2 separate regions of the Homo sapiens genome follow, and region 2 is linked to region 1. A link is a loop called in an ENCODE intact Hi-C map of the cell type or tissue named here. Cell type or tissue: dorsolateral prefrontal cortex. All regions are shown on one strand.

Region 1 (2,500 bases):
ACAAAATGCAACAGGAGAAAGAGTGTGCACGAGAGAAAACCCTACTGGGAAATCTGGGAAGGCTTTGGGGGGAAGTGTGTGATTTGTCAGGGATTTAAAGATAGATAAGACTCAAGTGCTCAAGTGCTAGAAATGGGAGAGGGGAGTGGAGGGAAAGAGTGAGTATTAAGAAGCCACATCATGTAAGCAGAAGGGGCTGTTTCTTTCAGAGATTTGTAACCTGGAAGAAGAGTTGTTTTTCCAGAGCTCACAAAGTCTGACCCATTTTCACAGAGCCCCTGGGGAGGAGCAACTAGTGCAAGCCAGGTGCAGTCGGAGAAGCTGCCTCAAAGGTTAGCTGAGAAGAAAGGCTGTTGTGGACACTTAGAAAGTCTTTTCTGAAAGGGAGCCATCTGGTGCTTAGTACCAAGCAAGCTTCTTTCTGTTTTCCCAGGCTTCTGGGCACTGGTGGCTGATGCACAGTCCCCCTGGGCTTTGTGAGGGTGGAGGGACTGGTGCTGGCTTCCTGGGCTGTAAAAGGCTGCATCTCATGCCTGAGGTCCCAGCCTCTGCACTTCTGCAGAGTGTGGTCCCCATGGTGAGCTGATGAGCTGACAGCTGTCTCTTTAGAGGCCCCCCGGGTCTTCACTGCCTCCGTGAGCATGTCCTCTTGCGGGAACCATGGAATGTTTTTAATCCTGGCCAGTCACATCTGGGAAAAACAACCCAAATGTTAATCCATCTGGAGAGAGAACTAATCCATATCTTCTGATGTCTGTATCTTTTGTTTTTCATCTCTGGATCTTTAAATCTAATTATGAAGCCAGAACGAGCCCCCTACAAGCCTGTCTCTTACCCTTCAGGCGGCCTTTAAACGTTCCTTTGTGCATGGTCTCCTTATGCTCCTAACAGAGCTCCTTTCATCTGAATGTGGTACAGCTCTTTAAACAAAGAAACAAAGCCTCACTACACCCCCATGAGGAAAGAAGCAATCATAACTTGCTTTCACCCTGGCTGAGAGAAGATGAAGGAATGGGCCGCCACTTGGTTAAGGAGTCCCAGCTACTATGGCCCTCTTAAAACAACAAGAGCACTAGCTATATCCTGCCCTTGTGTATTTTCCTAGAAGTGGACTCAGGTTCAAGAAGGAACTTTGTATATTTCTTCCTAAATGGGCTCCTCCTCCTGTACCCTGTGTTTAGAAAAATGATATCAACCAATCACCCAAGCTTGGATATTTCCACTCTCTTTAGCGGTGGAGACTTAATTGATGTTTCAATGATCATGCCTCTTCTGCCTTTTCTGTCTCTCTGATACTCTGGGGTACCCTGCTATCCTGGATTACTACCACGGCTTGCCCTCTTTAGTCTCTGTTTTTATTGTATGTTCCTCCTAATCTACCCTCCGTGCTGCTATCAGACTAATCTCTCTAAAAGACAAACTTAGTTAAGTTATGCCTCTGCTTAAAATCCTTCTCCTATAGGATAAGATGGAAACTCCTTAGCCTGACATAAAAGCTCCAGGCTCTACCTGTGCAATCTCACCTGTCACCTATACCTCTGTATACTCTCTATAACCAGCGTTTTGGAACTACTTCCTGTTTCCTGGATGTAATGCCGCCTCCTTTTGCATGTAGTCCATGCAGTAATCTGACCCTCCTGTCAGGGGAAATCCTACCTGTCATTGAAATCCAGCTCAAGGGTGGTCTCCACTCTGAACATCAGATGGTAATGAGTACTTGCTTCTTTGTGGTGCATTGTATTTTCACTGGTTTTCTGTTGGAGCACACAATAAGATTATTATACTTACTCGTTGTTTACCTATTCTCACCTCACCCCTAAATAGCCTGTGCATTTCTCCTAGACAAGTGCTGTGTCTTATTCATCTTGGCCTTGTTGGCACCCAGTGTAGTGCCATGAAGATGGTAGTCATTCAATAAAGTTTGCTAAATGAGTAGAATTATCACATCCATCGTGGGAAAGAACATTAACAAATAGAGAAATTGAGGCTGAGGATTTTCCTAGACTCATGCTGTCAATTAAAGTACTGATGCAATGCCTGAAACCCAAGTCTGCTTTATAGGCCATTATACTTCTTTAGATCCTCAAACCAACAACTCTAGGAAGCTGCTTTAGGGAGGAGTTTATATTCTTCTACATGTCACAGATAACAGTAATTTATATACCCAACCAATATTTTTGTGGGTTTAGTATAAACCAGGCACTGTGCTAGACATTGCAATTATAGAAGTATACAAACCAAAAAATATCCTTTCCTACAGTAAATTTTCTACTTGGACAAACAGACACAAAACCGATAAAGAAGTAAATAAATATGAGGAGAGCAGGCAGGGGCCAGATCAGGTAGAAACTTGAAAGCCATCATAAGTTTCCTGGATTTTATTCTAAAGAATAACCAGAAGTCATTGGTGGCTTTAAAGGAGGGAATTTGATGGCTGTGTGGACATGAGTTTGGCATACAGTAGATGAGGGGGACATGAGTTTAAGAGTTACTGTAGTTT
Region 2 (2,500 bases), 220 kb before region 1:
GCAGCACCGACCCGGACACCCCGAGCCGAGAGCCAGGCGGGCGGGAACGCTCCGGGCTTCCTGCACTGGCAGGCGCAGCCGGCCCACGCCCGCCCCCTGCTGTTACCACGAAGCTGACAGTTGCGGTGGTGGTGAGCGGGGGACGGCCGCCGTCGGATATGACCAGGAGCGCCCTGAACACGCGACCGGGTGGCTCCTGCGAGAGGTCGCCGGTGAGCAGTATCTCCCCCGTGCGGCGGCCGATGGCGAAGGCTTCGCGCGGCTCCTGCTGCTGCAGCTCGAACGCCAGCTCCCCGTTGGCTCCCTCGTCTGCATCCCGGGCCTGCACACGGGCCACAACCGTGTCCTTTGCGGTGCGCCCAGGCACCGCCACTTCTAGGGAGCCATTGGCTGGCGCCGGGTGCACCAGGACTGGCGCATGGTCGTTCTGGTCCAGCACGCGCACTTGCACTAGGGCGCTGCTGGAAAGCTGAGGGGAGCCGCCGTCGCTAGCTTGGATGCGAACGTCGAGTTGGCGCAGCGTCTCATAGTCGAAGCTGCGCAGCGCGTAGATGGCTCCGGTAGCTGGGTCCACCGAGACATAAGTGGACACGGCGCCCCCGGCGCGGCCCACCTCGGCCTCCAGCAGCCGGTAGGTGACCTGGCCGTTGCGGCCCAGGTCCCGGTCGCGGGCGGCCACCGTGGCCAGGTAGGCGCCTGGCGGGTTGTTCTCGCGCACCGACACCTCATAGACCGGCCGCGTGAAGAGCGGCGCGTTGTCGTTCTCGTCGCCCACACGCACCGTGTAGGGCCGCACTGTGCGCAGCGGGGGCGCGCCGCGATCCTCGGCCACCAGCGTCAAGTTGTACTCGGCGATGCGTTCGCGGTCCAGCGACGCCGCGGTCACCACCAGGTAGCTGCCCGCGTAGGCCGGCTGCAGCCGGAAGTGCTCGTGCCCATAGAGGGCGCAGCGCACTTGCCCGTTGGCGCCCGAGTCCCTGTCCGAGGTGCTGACCAGGGCCACCAGGCTCTCGCGCGCCGCCCCCTCCGGCACCAGCGAAGTGGCACCAGCCTCCGGCGTCCCGGCTCCCGCCGGCGAGCTAGCGTCCGCTCCCCCGAGTGCAGCGGCGGCGGCGGCAGCGGCGAAGGGTGAGGTTGCCGGCGCGCCTGGGGCGGCCAGCGGGGTGATGGCGATGTCGGGTGCGTTGTCATTGACGTCTCGGATGCGCACGATGACCTTGCAGGTGGCAGCGCGGGGCCCGGGTCCGCGGTCCTGCGCCCGCACGTCCAGCTCGTAGGTGTCCTGACGCTCGTAGTCCACGGGCCCGGCCAGGGTGAGGCGGCCTGATCGCGGGTCAAGCCGAAAGAGGCGGCGCGCCTCCGGCGGGGTGCGGGCGCCAAATGCGAACACCACGTCGCCGTTAGGTCCCTCGTCGGGGTCGGCTGCGTCCAGGTCGAGAAGCAGGGAGCCCACGGGCGCGTCTTCCGCCAGCTCCACTTCGGCCACGGCGCCCTGCGGGAAGGCCGGGCTGTGGTCATTCGCATCCAGGACGCGCACGCTGAGGGCAGCCGTGGCGGAGCGCGGCGGGCGGCCGCCGTCCTGGGCCACCAGCTCCAGGCTGTAGGCGGCCTGGCTCTCGCGGTCCAGCTCCTGCAGCAGCACCAGGTCTGCGCACTGAGCGCCGTCCGCTCGCGTCTGCAGCTCCACGCGAAAGGGGCTGTGCGGCTCGGCCAGGCGCACGGTCTGCAGCCCGTTGGCGCCCACGTCCTCGTCCACCGGCACCTCCAAGGGGATGCGCGTGCCCACTGCCGCACCCTCGGACACCTCTACCGGGATCTGGGCCCTGGGGAAGCGCGGCGCGTGGTCGTTGACGTCCCTCACCTCTACCTCCACGTGCACCAGCCGGAACTGCTCCTGCGAGAAGCTGACCACATCGAAGGCCAGCACGCACTGCGGGGCCTGGCCACACAGCCGCTCGCGGTCCAGGCCGGCGTCCCCGACGGTCAGCTGCCCGTCGCCTTCGCGCACCCGGAGCAGAGAGCTGTTGAATTGCTTCATCAGGCGGAAGCTTGTGTCACCCGATACTTTCATATGCAGGTCCTCGGCCAGGGTCCCGATGACCGTGCCGGGGGCATCCTCCTCGAAGGTGCTGTATCGGACTGTTTTGCTCTGGGCCACTGAGAGCACCCAGCAGAGGCTGAAGAGCTGCAAGGGGAAAAGGCAGGGGCTGCCCCAACGCCTCACAGGACTCATGCCTCCAGCCTCAAGTGCGATCCGAAAGGCTAAGGAAGTCTTCTCTGGTTTCCAGGTCGGGCGTCAGTCTCAGGCTCTCGGAATCACGCTCTTTGCGAGCCCTGTGCGGGAGAAGTCTGCGGGTAGCAGCTCCGAGCCTCCAGCGGGCTCTGAGGACGCGCGGACCCGCCCTCACTCTGCGCCTCTCCGTCTCTTACAGAAGCTGCGCCGCCTCGCGCCGCCTTTGCCTTTATAGCCGCCGATATGCTAATCACCCGAGCCGGGTAG

What was found. Peaks named below come from ENCODE experiments on the same cell type or tissue, not always from the same donor. Only the 100,000 strongest peaks of a DNase experiment are listed, where the experiment ranks them.
Region 2: a loop joins it to region 1, with 2.2 times the contacts of the local background. A loop is called at or near these places in 2 of 110 quality-filtered maps.

Annotation. Positions count from the first base shown.
Region 1 is chr13:53,068,485-53,070,984 of GRCh38, forward strand. No RefSeq gene overlaps it. Among named protein-coding and RNA genes, the nearest start is that of OLFM4, 41 kb to the left of the region's middle. In dorsolateral prefrontal cortex, a CTCF peak has its summit at 986; a DNase peak (open chromatin) is centred at 538; H3K4me3 peaks cover 600 bases; H3K27ac peaks cover 855 bases.
Region 2 is chr13:52,846,204-52,848,703 of GRCh38, forward strand. It overlaps PCDH8 (protocadherin 8), which reads right to left and starts at 2,437. Exons shown (of 3, transcript NM_002590.4): 1 at 1-2,437. The coding sequence starts at 2,233. RefSeq lists enhancers at 622-1,510, 1,511-2,400. In dorsolateral prefrontal cortex, CTCF peaks have their summits at 115 (motif pointing left), 958 and 1,162; DNase peaks (open chromatin) are centred at 139, 978 and 2,458; H3K4me3 peaks cover 2,500 bases; H3K27ac peaks cover 2,116 bases; H3K27me3 peaks cover 2,500 bases.